Linked DNA regions of Homo sapiens: region 1 is linked to region 2. Evidence: chromatin loops called from intact Hi-C (ENCODE). Cell type or tissue: ascending aorta. All regions are shown on one strand. Each heading gives the region's core, and the rest is flanking DNA. Links, peaks and the distances in the headings are about the cores only.

Region 1 (9,995 bases), core at 1,088-9,087, 52 kb after region 2:
AACAGGTGCCCGCCACCATGCCGAGCTAAGTTTTTGTAATTTTAGTAGAGATGGGGTTTCACAATGTTGGCCAGGCTGGTCTCGAACTCCTGACCTCGTGGTCCACGAGGCTTCAGCCTCCCAAAGTGCTGGGATTACAGGTGTGAGCCACTGCGCCCAGCTGGGATGTATATTTTTAAAAACCATGTTTAATAGCATAATTTTGTGTTCAGAGAATTAAAAATATTTATTATTTTCAAAATACAAACTAGAGAAGGTAAACAAAAATCTTCTTGGCTGGTGAGGACATGCACTATCTTCTATATATGAGTGATTTTTCATTAGGGAGTATATCATCAGCTGCTGTTACGAGTTTAAAAGTAAACATATATAATAAAAGTTTGTTTTCTAGTCACTGAAAAATCATCCTGCCTTTTGTTTTCTCAAGTTAAAAATAATAACTTGTTTGACTTACAGTTTATAGTTTGCCTTTACTACTGCTTGAACATTTGACAAAGGGTACAGTGTCCAAAATATTCTCTCCATGTGAATAGCTATTATTTTAAAAATACTCTCTGAGGATATTTTCCTTATATGGGGGCATTTACTATTTAGCCCTGTTAACAACACTCAAAAAAAAGAATCAAACTTCTAAATGCTGGCTGAAATTTCAATCCTCCGTTTTGAAGAATGTTGGATCAGGTGCTGTCCCTCTGTAACTCTGTGCCATCTCTAGAAGAAACTGTATGTATGTATACAAACAAGTTAAAGAAGTTTGGAAGAGGACAGTAAGAGAGCTGTCCTGACTTTAACTCTGAAATGCACACAGAAACTTCCCAGTATCTTTACTGTAAAGACTCAAGCATTTCCACTTTTCTAGAGAAATACAAAGACCCTGAAGCCCATAAGGTCTCAGGTTCTGTGGGCTCCATGGTCCCAGAGAGTATGACTGGGATTTGAGAACCAGGCACAGGAGATTCAGTTATGGCCTGCCAATTCCCTCCCTTGGCCTATAAATACAGCTTTCCTCCTTTCTGCAATTTCAGTTTCCTGTGTCTCCATCAAGGATAAATTTTGGACTCCCACAGCTACTTAAGCTTTTAACTGTCATCTTTGCCCTTTAGCATGTTCTTAAACTTGACCTTCAAATATATTTGAGATGTACTCCAATGTTGCTGGGAATATGGGGTTTTAGAGTCAGAGAGCTTGGTGCTTTAATCAAGGCTCTGCTGCTTACTAGTTGAGCAATGCTAGGCAAGCCATTTCTCTTCTATGTATCTCAGTTTCCTCATATGTAAAATAGGGATAGCAATACCCACCTTTCAGGGTGGCTGAGGACCAGCCAGTTACAACCAGGCATCAAAAGACATATGAGCACAACACCATCACAAAACCAGTTGTTAAAATACACTCAAAACCAGTTTTTAAAGAGTACCCTAATTAGTTGGACATGAGAGGAAATGAACTAGGCTAGGGAGATCTTAAGAGATGAAATCTTCATTTTATAACCAGTCCTTAGTGTCAGCAGCCACCAAATGAGTCTTGCATATCTTTCTCTGACATTAAAGACATAAGCAACATAATGGAACATGAGTGGTATATGAAAATCAACATTCTCTTTATTATAGTCTCAAGCCATTTGGACACTGGAAGTTGGTTAGAGTAAGTTGATGGTATTGTAGGAATCCACGGCCAGTGACCACTAAAATTGGGAAGCAGTCTCTTATTAAGCCATCTGTGTTTTAGTTTCCTGTAACTCAGATTTTCTCCCACTGTGACCTCTGTCTAAAAGGCAGGGATGAGGGGTGGTGAAACGAGGGTAGGGAGGTTGGATGGCAGCTGTTAGAAGTGAGACAAGACGAAAGCAGTACCTAACTCTAAGAAAGCAGAGGAAAAACAGAAAGGGAAAATGGGGGAAGGTCACCAAACAGGTTATTGTTGACTGCTCACCACATTGCTCTGGGAGCTATGGTTATAGTGGTGAAGAGACATTAATAAGGGGATCTTTACAACTAAAGGTACTACTCAGTATAAGAGGGAAGGGAGCAAAGATAAACACTAACTGAAGTAAGGTGTTCAGTTTTGTGGACCTCAATTGGTAGCCAGCAAAAAATACCCAACAGCTAGTGGGGTGAAAGCATTCTGTGGCTCCTTGGGAAAAAAAGGTACCAGTCTATGTGTTGAAGAGACACTCCTGGAACTCGATGACAGTAACATATATATCGGAGCCCCTCTTGGTGCTCTCACAAAAACTTGTGAATAAAATAACTTCGTAACAATATTCTTTTGGTATTCTCATCCCTAGCTGAGGTCTTAGACCAACATGCCATATACCAAATTCCACTACATGGTAATTTATACTGGTAAGAAAGACATTGAAAATGCATACAAAATAATTGGGGGAAAAAAAAACCCACACTAGTCTATCCAGGCTTCTTGCAAATTTTCTCCCCATAGCTCCCTAAATAAGGAAGCTATGGCCGTCCTTCTTCTTACTCTGTATATACAGCAAAGCGCAATCTAGTTCCTGAAAAAGTAACTGTTATATTGCCTGCTACCTAATATGCCCATCAGAGCTTCTCATCCCTTGCTATTGGTAGCAGTTCTTGCTTTTATCAGCTTCCCACAGAGGAAGACACTAAATCAGATGCAAATGCCCATATGTAAATCTCTTCACTGAGACATTCATTAGAGAAAATGGAGAAAAGTCTCAAATGGCTCTACCTAGGACATCACAAACACCTCCATACAGCTGGTTGTCAATGGCCAAGAGTTAGTTCTTTGGCTTTTAAGCAAGACATTTCCTGAAGGTACTTGGTGATTAAGGAGTAAGGTTCCAAGTGGCCATAACTCCTTGCTCATTGCTCATTTTGGTCTTTCTCACAGACAGACATACAAAATAGGCAAAAGCATACTCTACCTCATATACATACATACATGAATACACACACAGAACTTGCAAAACTGAAGTTTAATGTATATAGTTGTGTGGCCATTTCAGAGGTTTTTCTCTTGAAACATAGTATTGACTCATAAAACACAAGAAAGGCAGTGACTAAAATAGCTGTAGAAATTGAGAAAAGCCTTGTAAGATAAAGTGATAAGGACTGTAAAATCTTACTGTTAAGCAGTTTACAACCGATAGTTAAAAGCTAAAAGGCAGAAACTGTAGCCCGACATATTTAAGTCTGCTTTTACTTAAGACTACATTAAGTATTATGAACCATAACCTCTTGCAGAGAAACTTACAGGGTCTTTACTTGCAATTTTTTTTCCCTGTACTGATTCCCATATGCTCTGAAATCCCTTTGCTCTAAACCTAATGCCCCAAGTTATATATATACACATTCTCTACCTTTGACACAGCTATGAACATACGTAAATAAAAAATGCTGCTTACTCGGAGCGTCTTGGCAGTCGGGGAGGGAGATGCTGGGGGAGAATCAGACTGAGATTTCCTATTCCGAGTGAATTCTTTACTTCGGGTATATAAAGAGGACATGGTTCCTCAGGATGCAGATAGACACTCAACCACTGGATTCTTCACACAAAGCTGGGAAATTTCCCTGTAGGTTACCCTCACAGAATCTCTCCTTTTGAGTTGATGCAAGATGACTTTGGATAGAACTAAATAAAGGATAAAAGCAGCCCTGTAAATTATAGTCTTGAGCTCTGAACCAGTCCCCAGTTACACAGAGTCTGAGTTCCATCAATATTTTCAATTCAGCTTTGACCACAGGTTCTCAGGACTGGTAGCTTACCGTAGAGGGTATTGTGCTGAGCAACACCTTTTATGCCTAGATTGAGTCCTTGATTCTCCTCAAAGGACACTTCTTATTGAGCCTTGCTCTCCAATAAAACCTGAGTCTAGGTTCCTGATGACACCAGATTAAATCCCGGAGGAAAGACGACCTTGGATCCTGCCGGCAGCGAGTCTGGGAACTACTATCACTTTATCCAGAGGGAAGAAATACAAATCCTGTGGAAATCATGCTGTCTTTCCTTAGCTTGACTCCACTGGGCTGTAAGGCATTTGGAACTACTATGATAAAATCAGGTCAAACAACTTAAAAAACAAAAACGAAAAATGATAAATAAGGAACCAAGAGTTTATAAGAAGGAAGCAGTCTGAGGAAGTCAAGTTTCCCTAAGTCCTCCCAGACGAAGCTGCTTTTACATATAAACACTCACAGTCATACACACATCTTTTCCCCTCCCCTCTTCTATTTTCTGACATTCCAAATCCCTATTCGCTCAGTGAGGAATGCTGGAGAGGAGCCAAGGGCAAAGATTCACTTTCAACTCAGAATTCGGGTTACCACTTGTAGGAGGAAAAGAAAGCCTGCCAGCTTCTAGGAATAAAGGGAGGCTCTTTGGGGGCATGCTCAGAGGCAAACCTCACCAACCTTCCAGTGTCCCCTGCCTCAGAGTAGGCAGCAGTCTCTAAGGCTGATTGCTCCGAATACTATGAGAAGGGGGATTTTTCAACTTCTAGATCTCTTAAGTAACAACGCCCAGACAGAAAAATTAGTCAAAGCACCTTCAGGCCCTTAATGTTCAATTTTAATGAGATGCCATTCCTGTTGCACCGTGAGGAAGCAAACTGAAGCTCTGGCTCACTGCAAAGAAAGTTATCTGTCCATTACAGACCTTACTGGCTGGATCTGTAAGTATAAAGCTTACCAGAGTTTCCTAAGATGCCACAATCGGGAAAATGACAATGGAAAGTGGTATAAAGGTGAGGGAAAAGAAAGAAGGGTCAGAAATGAAGAGAGAAAACAGACAGTAGTGCAATTGCAAGGCTACAGGACTCAGTAGTACAGGGAAAACGAAATTAAAAAGAGAGGAATTTATTTGCATAGTGTTGAAGGATTTTGGATTTGACCTGGAAGAAACATCTAAAATTTAATCTTTTGCACTTTGTTGTTACCACTACACTAACCAAAATTTCTAGGCCAAATGTTTTCTAAGCCAACGGGTTTATCCCCAAAGTAACAACCCTCTTTTCTCTGGACTCTTGGAAACTCTATCCTGCTTTCCCTTTTTCCACATGAAATTTATACTTTTCACTTCAAACTTTCTCAATATGCTATTCTTTTCTAACTGCCTTGACAACTTCTTTATTCCTATGATTAACTTTGTGAAATTAAATCAAGGGAAGTGATCAACTACTTGGAAGTTGGTCTGAGGAATATAGGTTGAAAAGAGTTTTACAAACTCATTCTTTTAGATTGAGAATGAATCAGAACCCCTTTATTAGGGGTCCTGGAAATTATTCCATCTTCCTTAAGAAGACTGATAAATTCTATCATAAACCAGAATACAGTGTGTCTCAAAGGCCAACTGTTGCCAGGTGCAATGGCTCACGCCTGTAATCCCAGCACTTTGGGAGGCCAAGGTGGGTGGATCACATGAGGTCAAGAGTTTGAGACCAGCCTGACCAACATGGTGAAACCCTGTCTCTACTAAAAATACAAAAAATTAGCCAGGCATTGTGGGGGGCACCTGTAGTCCCAGCTACTACACAGGAGGCTGAGGCAGGAGAATCACTTGAAACAGTGAGGCAGAGGTTGCGGTAAGCCTTGAGATCGTGCCATTGCACTCTAGCCTGGGCGACAAGAACAAAACTCTGTCTCAAAAACAAACAAACAAACAAAAACAACTTGCCAATTATCTTGGGAATTCAGATCTTATATGATGTATATTATAGATATAGCTTATATAGCTAATCTCATCTGATAAGGTGAGTCTCCATTAGATCTTTTCACTTAAAGAAATACTGATGTAAACCTAAATACTAACATTCCCATGCTTGGTAGCATGACTGGCTAGGGAAAGGTTAGTGACACTTTTTTGATATGTTGAATGAAAGTCACCGGTTTACATTATTCCTTAAAGGCATGGCAAGAACAACTTGATCAGACACAGTTTCCTGACCTGTTTCTGTAAGATTCATACAGTGATTTCACACTCACTGGCAATTAGAGAGGGAATGTAAACCTCTTTTACTACAAACTGGCCTCTTTGTCTCTTTTTACTTCTATCTTATGTCCACTTCTAGGAAGTAGTAACAATGACAAACTCTTTTATATTTTATAAAGTGTTTTAACATATATTATCTCACCTGATCCTCTCAACCACACTGAAAAGTATACCACTGTACAGTCATGCCCTGCATAACCGATGTTTCTGTCAACAAACCACACATACAATGGTGGTTGCATAAGACTATAATGGAACTGAAAAATTCTTATCACCTGGTATTTACTTTTTCTTTTTTTTTTTTTTGAGACGGAGTCTCAGTCTGTCGCCCAGGCTGGAGTGCAGTGGCGCAATCTTTGCTCACTGCAAGCTCCGCCTCCCGGGTTCACGCCATTCTCCTGCCTCAGCCTCCCAAGTAGCTGGGACAACAAGCGCCTGCCACCATGCCGGGCTAATTTTCTTTTTTTGTATTTTTAGTAGAGACAGGGTTTCACCATGTTAGCCAGGATGGTCTCGATCTCCTGACCTTGTGATCGGCCCGTCTCAGCCTCCCAAGGTGCTGGGATTACAGGCGTGAGCCACTATGCCCGGCCTAACCTGGTATTTACCATACTATATTTTAAATCATTATTTTAGAGTGTACTTCTCCTTCTACTTATATATAAAAACGTTAACTGTAAAATTGCCTCAGGCAGGTTCTTCAGGAGATATTCCGAAGAAGGCATTGTTATGATAGGAAGTGACAGCTCCATGCAGGAAGACCTTCCAATGGGATAAGATGTGGAAGTGAAAGACAGTGATACTGATGATTCTGACCCTGTGTAGGCCTAAGCTAATGTGTGTGTGTCTTAGTTTTTAACAAGAAAGTTTTAAAGTTAAAAAAAAAAACAGATAAAAGCTTATAGATTAAGAATATAAAGAAATATTTTTGTACAGCTGTATGTGTTTGTTTTAAGCTAAGTATTACTGCAAAAGGGTCAAAACATTAAATTTTAAAAACGTATAAAGTAAAAAAATTATAGTAAGCTAAGGTTATTTATTATTGAAGAAAGAAAAAACATTTTTATAACTTTAGTGTAGCCTAAGTGCACAGTGTTAATAGTCTATAGTAGTGTACGGTAATGTCCTAGGCCTTCACTCACCACTTGCTCACTGACTCACCCAAAGCAACTTCTAGTCCTGTAAGGTGCATTCATTCACGGTAAATGCCCTATACAGGTATATCATTTTTAATCTAATCTTTTACCCAGTATTTTTACAATACCTTTTCTATGTTTAGACACACAAATACTTATCATGTTCCAGCTCTACAATATTCAATATAGTAACATGCTGTACAGGTTTGTATCCTAGGAGCAATAGGCTATACCATATAGCCTAGGTGTGTAGTAGGCTGTACCATCTAGGTTTGTGTTAAATTCACTCTTTGATGTTTGCTCAGGGACGAAATTGCCTAAAAACTCATTTCTTAGAATGTATCCCTGTCGTTAAGGGACTCGTGACCATATTACTATCTTACAGATGAAGAAAGTGAAGTTCTGAAAGGTTAAGTGTCTTGGCCAAAGACACACAGCCAGTAAAATGGGAGCAAAACACAACTGCCTGAAGAATAAACTTTGGTTGATTAAAGTAAAGTAAAAACAGATCTGAAAAGATCTACCAATTCAAATCCTTCAGTAAAATTCTGGGTATTTGAGACACTTGCAGGAACACATCAGATATACAGAGAAACAGAGATAAATTCTCCAGAAAGTTGAATGTGAGCTCTTTCTTTCTTCACTTGTCTTTTTGTAGATTTAATTTTTTTCAACCCAGCCAACAAGCATTTATTGTTCCTTTCTGACTGAAAAGATATTAATTCCCCTGTAAAAATAAGAACTGAATGGAAATATTCTTGACCACAGACTTCTACAGGATGAGCTTTGCAAACAGCCACTTGTTTAGAAAATAACTCATTCCAGATAAGCAGGATAGGATGTTGAGTTCATCTATTTTATTTCTTGTAGGTAAAAAAGAGGGAAGAAAAAAGTCTATAAACTTTAGGGCGTTGTTATAATGGAATTAAGAGCACCAGGTAGTCGGCTCAACAGAGTTTCCAACAAATATAAGAACTATCAAATAGAGGAACTGCATATGTTAGTTTTTTAGATGGGACATATCTAATGTGTGAATAAGTCAATAAAATGTCTCATGATGTGAATACTAATCATCGACTCTCATTGACTCAACTCTCCCAAAAGTTAGTAAAGGAAGAAATTAATGAACCAGTTGAGTAATTTCTACTTTTTCCTCTTTTTATTTTTTTAAATTAAAAAAACCTAAATGGCATGGTTTAAGGGTGATGTTTGATAAAATGCTCCCCAGTGATGATTTCCAATGCTAGCAATATACCATGGTGCTGTACACATGGTTTGGGAAGGGTGTGTATTTGAGGTCAGATATCCTGGATTGAAATTCTAACCCCTGCTTAACTGACTGATATGATCAAGTTCTTCAGCCTCATTGAATCTTACTTGGTTCATCACCCAAAACAGTGATAAGGATGCTTATTTACAGAGTTGTTATATGGTTTAGGATACACACACACACACACACACACACACATACACACACACACATAATCATCCATCACAGTGCCTAGCATGCGGTCATGCTCAATACATGGTCATTATCACAAAAAAATACTTGGTTAACATGCATGTGCATTTATAAAATATATGTAAGAATCCAAATGAAAATCTGAAAAAAGAGCTTAAATATCAGTTTTTATATTCTATGCATTTATTTTCCTTGTGATTATGTAAAAGGTTACTGAAAAAGATGATAGAATCTCCTTTTCAAATGCTTTAAGAAAAAACTTATCTCTACCTATCTTCCTCCTTCCCTCTTCCCAGCTTTCCTTATTTCTTAGAAGGCAAAGAGCCCTGGCAATAAGAGGAGGGTACAGTGGTGAGGTAGTAGCCTGGTCTACTTCGGTCTAGTTAGGGGATTGGCTTTACACAAGGGATTGAGCAAATAAGTAAACATATTGAAAATGGCAACTAGGTTTCTCATTGTTAGAGAAGGCAGACATAAATACAAAAAAAAAAAAAAAAAGGGAAAGCTAGAAAGAACCCCATGTTGGTATGAACTCATGATTTTCAATATAGATAGATAAAGAAATAAAGATGTAAATGTACATGTATATGTAAGCAAATGCATCCATATGTATGTCTTTCCTAGCTCTGTCCACTGAAAGGGGCCTGGGAAGAGCAACACTCCAGCAGCATTTAGCGTACCTAGTGCCCAGATCATTGTTTCTAAATGCCACTTTGTACTAAGAGGAACAGGGCTCCCTGGAGAAATGGCTAATTCCAGAGCTGGGGTAAGGAAAGAAAATGAGCCTGATCTCTTGTGCTAGAAGGTGAGAAAGTCCTCAAACAACACTTAAATGATATGACACAAGGACACAGAAGCCTGCTTAAAAAGCCAAACCTGGGATAATAAGAGCATCATAATAAATAATGATAGCAATGAATTATAACCCACTGACTAGGAACCCATGAGTAGACATTGATATAAATAAATGAATGAAAAAAATAAATAGGAGGAGAAAAGCTTCTTGCTTACAATAGAATGCCTACTAATAAATGTAGAAGGGGTAATAAAGTTAGAAAAATTACCATTTGGCAACCATGACTGTAAAATCAATCCAAGAAAGAAGTATTAATGGATGTTCAAAGTAGTGGGTAAAAGTAGAGGAGAAACTGGAGTTTACACAATCTCAAAGTACCACATCAGACAACATTTATTAATCACAAAAGAGGAAAAACTAACTTTACCATGGAGAAACCTGGCAGACGTCATCTCAATCCAGTCCTCAAAGACAAGACCACTAGTAACATGACAAACTGACAGCATGAAATGAGAAGAGTACAGTATCGCTTCTATGACACTGTGGCCAAAAATGCATAAGCTGGGTCTAATCATGAGAAAACACTGAATAAACCTAAACTGAGGGACATATATGACTGGCCTGCTATCTTCAAAAATAT
Region 2 (9,807 bases), core at 1-8,000:
CCCTTGACAGGGAGGAAAGGCAATGGTAGGAACCTCTGGTGGTCTGGGTGTCTATGTGCCTGGTGACCAGGGCTGGATTTTTATTACTCTGAGCCCACTGCTAGTGAGGAGCCTTGAGGGGTGGGGACAGGTTGCTGAGTGATTTTGAACGTTGACACCAGTGTGGAGCCAGTGTGGGTGTGGGGAGCAGTGCCTTCCTCAGGTCCCAGCTGGTCCTGATATGCCACGTAGTGGATGGCATCTGTCTTGGTCCATGGGCTTGGTGGGAACATGCTTCTGCTTGTGTGTTTTCCATACCTGAGGGCTGACGTAGCTTAAACCACAGGGCATCATGCCAAACACTCACTGCTGGGCAGGTTTATTTCTGGGGATGTCAGGGTACTGGGGTGTAGGCACTAAGCAGGATAGAGTTAGGGTGTCTGGCTAGTAAGGGGTTCTGGACGCCTCTGGGGCTGTGAGTTTTCATCTCAAAGTCTGTTCCAGAGAAAGGAAAGTAGTATAGAGGTGATTTTTAGAGAAGCTGAGACCATGAAAACAAGCCTAATCCCATCCAGAAACTGGGGTAAAGTCTGAAAGTTCGTTTTCTTCTTCCTCCCTGAATAATTGTTCCAGAAGGGATGCTAACTCTGCCAGAGCTACAGGCAGATTTTTGGGCTTTGGAAGTGGAAGCTGAGGCCTGGGGAAGGCTGGGTAAGGAATGCTGGGGCAATCTCAGACAGTAGGCAGGTGCTTGGCATGAATGAGAAGTGACTTTCCTGGAGTCCCTCAGTAGAGGATGAGATAGCAGGGATTAGGCCACAGTCTCAGATCCTGATCTTTTTTCTTCCTAGGAAAGCATACATAACTTGTGTCTGCAGAATCAGTGTGGGATGATTTTGCTGGCCCAAGGCTTCAGCGAGAGGGAGAAGAGAGGTCACTACAGCCCTCCTGTGGGTAAAAGCAGCTCTCTTATAAACCTGCCTCCATGCAGTGGGGTGGGGGTAAGGGTGGGTGACAGCAAAGAGGTTGAGGAACCTCCCTGGGTTTGGGGAGTGAGAGCTTCCATGTTCCCTTAATGTCCTAGGTTAATTCATAAGGCATCTGAGTCCTGGGTCTCACCCAGCCTCACAGAGAGAAAAACTGTCCCTGAGGGTGTCCCCTCCCACTCAAAGGTAGAAAGAGATTGAGCCAGGAACTGCCCTCATATCCTCTGCTCTGCCCCTTCCCTTCCCTTTCCTCTGCCCCTCCCACCTAAAGCTGTTTGGGGCCCTTTCTCAGAGCCCTGGGTGGTGGCAGGCAGGGAGGAGTCCCAAGATCCTGGTGGCCCTGAGCCCCATGCTATGGTTGCCAGATTTGGCAAATAAAAATACAGGATGTCCAGTTACATTTGAATTTCAGTTCAACAACAAACAATTATTAAGTGTAAATATGTCCTAGGCAAATAGTTGGGACATATACTAAAAAATAATTTGTTGTTTATCTGAAATTCAAATGTAACTGGTCATCCTGCATTGTGTCTGGGAACCCTACCCTATGACTTTTCCCCCTCTCCCTTTGGTCCCAAGGGGCCAGGAACCCCAAGGATTTGACTTAACCAGTTTTTTGAACTGCAATATTGAGAAGGGGACACTGTGACTTGAAGACACATGAATTACTTTATTTTTTAAGCAACAACAAAATAAGAACCTTCTGAAGCCATTTGAGCCTCATCTGCCCCCATCCGTGTATATTTAATTATATATAAAAGAAGATAATTACCTAGAAACATATGAACAGAATCTTGTTTAATCAAGATGCATGTCTATAACTTTCTGTAAATAGCCGCATGGCAATGCTGAGAGTCCCCTTGATCCCCAACCTCAAACCCATTTTACAGAACTGGTTGAGGCTGCTCCTTTGATTTTATGTCGTGTAAAGTCTTTGTTCCCCAGCCCCACCCCTGCCTCCTCCCATCGGGAAACCCCCCATGGGAGTCATCAGTGGGCGGGAGTCGGTGCCTGCTCCAGTCCAGCCCTGCCTTGGGAGATGCTGGAGGACCCTGTCGCCCTGAAGGCCTGTTTGCTGCACATCTGCCTGCAGAGCCAAACCTCAGGGCCCGGTGCAGTGTCCAGCCTGGTATCTGGCATCCCAGTAGCTTCCATGTTCTGTGTATGTGTGTGGTGTGCCCCTTCCTCCCACTGTTTGAATTCACTGAAAAGCCATAAAGGGGGCCTCCTGCTGGAGATTTGGCCTCCCTTGGCTCCTCCCAGGAGCCCCCATGTCTCTCCAACTGGCTCCCCACAGACCACTTCTGAAGGGCTCACCTGTTGTCACTCCCTCCTGCTCCCTCAGTCCCGTGTCATGAGAATGGACGGTGTCCAGGGCTTCCGGTGGGGTCTCAGGAGATGCCCATGCTGGCCCTGCCCGAGCTGGCTTTCTCGGCCTGGGTTCACAGTTCAGCTCCATCTCTACGCTGGGCGAGGAGCAGACAGCAGTGGGACTCCATGGTTCTGGATACCTTTCCTGGGGTCCCTGTGGAGGCAACCAGGATTTTCAGGAGCAGCCAGTCAGCAGCTCAGCCAGGGATGACAGAACCATCCCTGCTTACTCACCTCTGTAGTGTGAGGGTCTGTGGGTGGTGATGGAGGAGGGACTCAGGGAGAGGCCGGTGAATACAGGGGCTGACGCTCTTCCCTCGTGCATCCTCCTGCAGTCTGACAGAAAGCAGCCCAATAGCGGGGCAACCTCAGGGCTACCAGCGATCCCCTGAGAGTGGGGTGGGCAGGTTCAGCTGTGAGAGAGGCTCAGGCAGAGCAGGTGTGGACTAAGTCCCCTGACCTTCACACCTGCTCCCCAGAGAAGCCCCAGCCAGTTGCACCAAGTAGCAGAGGTGAGTAGAGGGGCCTGGGGGCTTCCAAGGCCCCAGGTCATCCTGTTGAACTGAGAGGGACAGGTAGCCCCCCTGCCTGCGGCCCCTGGCCCCATGGGCACCTGAGGGCAGTACTGCATGGGAAGAGCCCAGGATGCCTCAGGCCTGGCAACTGTGACAAGTATGAGGAAGGAGAGAGAACGGGAAGGGAATCAGGCAGGGCGCATTCGAGGAGGCCAGAGGTGGCGAGGCAGGCTTGCCCTGCACAAACCACAACAGAAGTTGCACACAGAAGTCCCAGGGACCTTTGTGCTGGGAACTGAAAGAGTGGGGAAGGTGGAGGGGACCATTTCAGAGCAGGCTGGAATCAGGTGCTTGGACCAGTGAAGACATGTCTTGCTTCCTCCAGCTCTCTCTGGGGCCCTCCCACTCTCCACACCCACAGCAGAGACAAATTGAGGCAAGAGTTGAGAGAGCATCTGTCTGGTGAGGTGATGGGAGCAGTGTGCATGGGGCACCAGGAGTTCCTCCATCCCACCTGCCTTAGCGATCAGGACTTTAGGGGGGCCTCTTCAAAGATAGTGACCCTTCTGCCCTGACTCCTGCCCATCTAAGGACTTGATTTGCTGCTTTCTGAAAACCCTGGGGCTGAAAACTTCAAAATCAGGGCCTGGCAGAGCCTAGCTTCGCCAAGGTCAGCCCACCAGGAGCCCTGCCTTCGTCTCCATAGGAAGGACACATGTACAGCCCTTGCCCCCGGCCCTCTCATTCCCACTTCTGCTTGGCAATGCTCTCCATCTCCCTTATGTGGACTCTTGTTCTTGTCTGATCTCTTGTCAAATTGTTATTTTGTAATGAACTGCGTCTCCTTATTAAAGAAATGAGCTGAAAGAAACCTGGGGGTGGGGGGTGTCTCTGGTTGTTTTTGCTGCGCTGAGGTGGGGGTGAGGGAGTGGGAGCTGCCTGTGAGGGTCAGTATGGTGGGTGAGGGTGGTGAGATGGTCCTGAGGCTCTGGCTTCTAACCCAGAATCTCCCTTCAGGGAAGCACCAAAAGGGGCTGAGGTCCCCTCTCTCCTGGGGTTGGGGGAAGACCAGATTGGCACTCTGGTGGGTGCTGGGGCCCACACATCTCCTGAGAACACATGCCAGGCTGTGGAACTGTGGGGAGTGTGGTGGTGCCGGGGAACATTGTCTGGGAGGCTGGGCGGGGCGGGGTGGTGGTGGGGACTATATTCTTGAATTCCCTTCCAGTAGAGCTGGGCTTAGGGAACAGCCACAGTCTGAGCCCAATGACGAGAGGGAGGCTGGCCCTGGGAAGTGGGAATTTGAAAAGTAACAATTTCTACAAAGTCCTCAGTTGACTCTTTGCAAATAACTTGAAATGTCTTTAACTTCTGAAGCAAAGATGTTAGGGACCAGGGATAGGGCGTCAGAATTTTTAGGGAAAGGGAGAGTGGGACAGCATTGCCCCCAAAGACCAGGGAAGAGTAAAACTCCTTCTTCGGTTCCCACTTCCACCTGTCTCCTCTCCTTGAGGATAGACCAGCAGCTACCATTTTTGTCAGTTTACACCAGCACCTGTCCTCCAGGAACACCGTTGGCTAGATGTGTGCTTGTCCATCAGGTCCAAAGGCATGGGGGCAGTGAATGCAAGCAGGGATGGGAGCTGCCCACCTGAGGGAGCATGAGCCCAGATCCTTTAACATCTATCCTGTCTTGCTGCTTCAGTCCCTAAGGCTGGGTAGGGTGAGGGGCATGAGCCTTTCAGCAGACGGACTGGGATTTATCACCTGAGGGTCTCCTGGCTAAGAATATGAGCTTTTTACTCTGCCAATAGGTTGTGGCCTTCTCCTTTCCCCCCAAGAGGGCTGGACCACGTGACGGCTAGGTGATACTGTATCTGCAGACCTTACTACAACCAGTGGGGGTCAGAAAGAGAAATGACATTTGCAGTCTAGGAACCCTTTGCATCGGTCATGCTTCTTTGCCTCTGTTTTGTGCCCCAGGACAGGACTGAATTCTTCAACCATGACATCAAGTGTGCTTGTTCTGCTGCTGCTTGGGTTACAAACAGCTGGGTGACATCAGGGGAGAAGAATCTTCCCTCCCTGACCTCTCCCCAAGTCAGTGACCAGGGATTTCCGCTTGGCAGGAAACACAGGGCTGAGCAAAGCCAGAGGCAGGGCTTGCTGGATGGAGAAACCAGACCCAGATCCTGGCTGCCTGGGGTCAGACCTGGCCACCCACGTACAAACCCTGCCAGCGGGCCTGAACAGCTCTTCTCTGGGCATGGCTCCTTCATTTTGAGTTTAGATTTAACCTTCAATAGCCCCCAAGTTAACTACATTTGTAGTTTGGAACTACAGGATAGTTTTGGATCTCCTGAATTAAACAATGACCTCATGAAGACTTATGGATATAGCAGATGACTAAGGGTGATGGCAGGAGACTTCCATGAGCCCAAGGAAATCACCACCTCCCTAGACCTCAACTTTCCCATGTACTAGAGTGTGCTAGTGTTCACCTGGATGGCCTCAACACCTTTGTCACTTAAACCTGGTGTCTTCCAAGAAATAACCGTATATACTCTTGGTTACTTGAAGCTTGGAACCTTGATATCTATCTATCTATCTATCTATCTATCTATCTATCTATCTATCTATCTTACGGTTCTTTTGAACGCCAATCTAGGCTTCTCCTTGGCCTGACTCCATTTAGGAAATTCCTTGATACTACCAGAGACCCTTCTCAGTGGCCATGACTCACTGTGGCTGTCCCTGGGGAAGGGGCCTCTATGTGGACAGGAGTTGTAGGAGGCTGGTGGGCGAGGCCCCCACCAATGATAAGATGTAAAATCAGAAGAGGCTGCCCCAGATGTGAGATTCTAGAAATCCCATGCTCTGAACTGTGGAGACAGTCACAAAGTTAAAACACAGTTTTATTTACTCATTTATAAATACTGTTGTGTTTACAGGCATCATATAGAAGTGAATATTATTATTCCCAAACTTTCAAACACAGAATACTCAAAACTATATAACAACAACCAGTAAAACAAAACCATTCATCTTAGGGTTGAAAGGCCACTCAAAATTGCATAAAAATACATTCAGTTCACAAAGCAAGTCTGGCTGCTTCTCCCTAAACAACCCCAACCCCACCCCATCCCAGGTGTATTTACAGTGGACTGAAGTTAATCCATACAACTCAGCTGAAAAACAGTTACATCTGGTGTGTGAACCTTGGTGGAACTAGGGTGAAGGGTGGAGTAAAGACACAAAATGCTACCACTAAAATGGGAGAGGCATGGAAACCTCAGGGTGGTTCTTTTCACCCCTGTTGATCAAGGTCAGGGCAAAGACAAGGAGGAAGGAAAACCATAAAGCCAAAGTCTGAGTGTGAACCACTCAACTGAGCACAGGCTGTAGCTTCTCCAAGAAGGATGCAAGGGTGAAACATTCTTTCCTTCCTTCTGCAGGGAAATCATTGCCCTGGTGTGCCAGCCAGTGGTAGGCACAACCTTTCAAAAGTTCAAGGGATGCTGGCTAGAAAAGGAGGTATTCTGGATTGCTGCCTCCTCTCAGAACCCTCTCCTACCCCGCAGCCTGCCTCCTGGTGTCTTTTTTCCTCCAAACTCTCTTTACCTAACCTCTCTTCATCAGAAGGCAAGCGGGAATCTGTTCCGGGTTTCAGTAGAGTGGGAGAAAGGACAGGCAAAGGCACAGATATTTAGGCGAGAGTCAAGCTACTTCTGGCCCTTGCATGTCCCTTATTCAGGAATAGTGGGCCCCGACGACTGGCACTCCGACTCTCAACTCTGGTTTTGGGAGAACATTAGAGGCTCTTAAGAGGCTCCCCACCATCAGTGTGCCTTTCCTGAATCCTTGCTCTTTGAATGGGCTGAGCTGTTGCCACCAGATGCACTGATACACTGATTGATTAGGTTTGTGCTGGGAAGACACACTTCTGTTTTAAGCTATAAACAGTCTCAGGATAAAGAGTAAACCAGACATGGCTACTCATGGTCTCCTTGGCCAGGCTATGGAGGAGTCATACGGGCCTAAAAGTCAAACCTCATCTCTGAGGGGACATTAGCATAGCCGAGGAGCTTTGAAACTGGAATAGGGGGCGGTGGTGGTGGTGGTTGGTATACCCAACTTCTACAGGAATCTTGGCTGATTCATGGAAAACCACCTCTCTAAAGCACCCTCGGCTCCAAGTGAGAAAAGCAAGGAATTAAGAATGCAGAGGGAGATGAAAGGGAGAGGAGTGAAGTGTATGCTTATTCTGGAAGGACATAAGAGCATCCTGATGTCACCTTAAGGGGCCACCCAAGTAAATCTTTATTGGAAACATCAGGGAAAAATTTGGAGGAGAAATAACAGAAAATATCACTCTGGCAGATTCATGGTCCAAAATAAGCAGATGAATTGGGGAACAGCTCAAATAGGTCCTTTGGGGGATTAGAAGGGAGGGGGAAAAACAAAAGATATGATTTAATAAATAAAATTGGTTTCTGAGTTTTCATTTGTAATCAAGTATATGCCAGACCTCATTTTAAAAGCTCTGGGCTAGCAAATGTGCATGTGAACGCACATAAGCTAGATCCAAGAGTTATCCCCAAATTGCTAAACCTTTTTAGGTAAGGCCAGAACATTCATTAATGGTATTGTCTTTAGACACACCCACCTCTTACTTACAGTTCTCCCGAAGGAGGGCTTCCGGGACACTGGGTTGTAAGCCAAACCTGGGTTCTATGTTTGCCCTCAACCCCAACTCTCAAAGGAGAAGTGAATGCATCTTTCACCATGCAGCTGCTGGCTGCTGGCCAAGATTCTGTGTTTTTTCTCAGCCCTCAGAAATCACCTCATTCCTAGTAGCTGTGACCAACAGTTCCTGGACTACAATGAAGTTGATCTATTTTCCAATCTAATCAGAACACAAAAGATCAATAGCTGTCCCTGACAGGGTCTACTGCTTCCTGAGCAGTGTCAATACCCATTAAGGAAGCTGATTAAAATCTCTGCTCAGCTGGAGCCTGAGGGATGAAGTCACCAGTGAGACAGAACTCATTTCTGTGTGACAAAGCTTTGTTTCTGTGAAACTCTCTTCCTTCCCAGTACTTGCAGCTTCCACCCTGCTCTATGTCCAAAGCCCCTGGGCCTTCTGCCTTCTTCCCATCGCAGCACACAGCCACCTCCACTTCCAGGGTCTCTGCCCTTTCACTCCAATTACACCAGGTCCTGTAGGAGGCTTGTGAAAGCCAAGTGCTGTTCTATGCAATATGGTTGTGTGGACTCTGGGTTTGTAAACACTGCTTTGGTAGTCTCCTCTTCAGACCTGCTTTGAAGGAAAGACCATCTTGAATGGTATCAGAACCTCCTACTTCTGGTAAGTCCAAAATCCAGAGGGGGAGCTCAATGGAACTAAAGATTGAGGTTCTTGTCGAGGAAAATTTTCTTGCTGCTGTAAGGCAGAGTTCAAGACAATGAACCAGACGGTGCTAAGCAGAAAAACGATTAGTCTGCTATTTGGGTGTGAAGAGCCAATGTAGATCCCATTTTAAGAAAGCTGAGGAAAGGTGGTTGAGGAAACCTATGAAGCAGCAGGTCTATTTCCTATTAAAACAACTTGTCCAAAGGCTGCCTGCAACAAATTGCTTTCTATCCATTTCTCCATGAGCTCCAATTTCCACCTCTGCAGGCTTTAATATTCTTACCAAGCCAGCAGGAGGGAAAGCCATTGCAACATCATTCAATTACCCTCAATATTAAATTCACTTCCCAAAAAGGATGAGAAGTCAACCTTGATGTGCTCATATTAAACAGTTTAAATCCAGAAGAAAACAAAAAATTCTGGACTTGGATTTTTGAGGTTAGAAAGAATTTTTGAAGCAGAAATCCCAATAAATATGCTGATCTTCCTAAGAATGAATAAATCACAGAATTTTAAGCCAAAAGGAAAGGGCACATAAAGATTATCCAGTCCAACCTCATTTTACAGACAGGGAGGGTGACCTGCCCAAAGTCACATGACTAAAAGGAGAAGGGGTGGCCTTGGAATACAGATGTTCTGACTTCTAGGGTCTTATCTTTTAATGTTGCCTTTTTGTCCTCAAAGCTGCCTGCTTATTGGGTTGGAAGAACTCACATCTTATGAAGGGTTAGACCCTGCCTTGAAAATCAGTATGGTAGGCTGGGCGTGGGCCCTTACGCCTGTAATCCTATCGCTTTGGGAGGCCCAGCCAGGTGGATTGCTTGAGCCCAGCAGCTTCAGACCAGCCTGGGCAACATGGCAAAACCCCATCTCTACAAAAAAATTCAAAAATTAGCTGGGCATGGTGGTGCACACCTGCAGTCCTAGCTGCTCGGGAGCTGAGGTGAGAGGATCCCTTGAGCCTGGGAGGTGGAGGTTGCAGTGAGCTGAGATCACACCACTGCACTCCAGCCTGGGCGAGAGAGTATGGTGACTAAGATTTGTAGTAATAACTGGGCCTAGATTTAGGCCAATTACACGACCTCTGATTGGTAAGTGTGTGCTTAAAGTGCGGTCAGTGCTGGCATAAACAATGGGGTTTGAGGGCCCCTGATGATATCTCTGAGGGAAGGATACCAGGGCTCCTGCAGTGTTACTTCACTGATAAGCTCCAGTGGAACCAGTGGCTCATCTGGTAGAGTAGAATTTCCCTTTTCTTTCTGCTTAAATGCTGAATCCTTTCTGCTTTCTTTTTCCTTTTTGCACCTTTGGAGGTGCAAAGCCGCCTGGAAGCTGAATAACTGGCAACACTTTTAAATAGTTCTCTCTTCTCCAGGCTTCTTCTGCTCACTCCATGCCCACCTCAAGGGTGCCGACACTCACCAGTGGCCTGGACCGAAACACTGGCCTTTCTCTGAGAGGAGACAGTGTCTGTCTGTGGCTAGGAGAGGCTGCAAACAGGCCAAAAATCCAGACACCTAACAAAGTACATGGCTTTGAGAGT

The links. Hi-C counts contacts between places; a loop is a spot of excess contacts. Peaks named below come from ENCODE experiments on the same cell type or tissue, not always from the same donor. Only the 100,000 strongest peaks of a DNase experiment are listed, where the experiment ranks them.
Region 1: it touches region 2 in a loop (3-fold over the local background); 5 of 110 quality-filtered maps call a loop at or near these places.

What each region holds. Positions count from the first base shown.
Region 1 is chr1:202,533,626-202,543,620 of GRCh38, reverse strand. The region is part of intron 18 of PPP1R12B (protein phosphatase 1 regulatory subunit 12B); the gene reads right to left. Among named protein-coding and RNA genes, the nearest start is that of SYT2, 170 kb to the left of the region's middle. In ascending aorta, for the core only: no CTCF peak of the experiment used is centred there; a DNase peak (open chromatin) is centred at 4,260; H3K4me3 peaks cover 3,861 bases; H3K27ac peaks cover 3,775 bases.
Region 2 is chr1:202,584,511-202,594,317 of GRCh38, reverse strand. PPP1R12B (protein phosphatase 1 regulatory subunit 12B) reads right to left here. Exons shown (of 24, transcript NM_002481.4): 24 at 1,616-9,807. SYT2 (synaptotagmin 2) reads left to right here. Exons shown (of 9, transcript NM_177402.5): 9 at 1-3,722. Among named protein-coding and RNA genes, the nearest start is that of SYT2, 120 kb to the left of the region's middle. RefSeq lists enhancers at 2,378-3,204, 4,875-4,924, 4,330-5,529. In ascending aorta, for the core only: no CTCF peak of the experiment used is centred there; DNase peaks (open chromatin) are centred at 267, 4,977, 5,623 and 7,649; H3K27ac peaks cover 8,000 bases.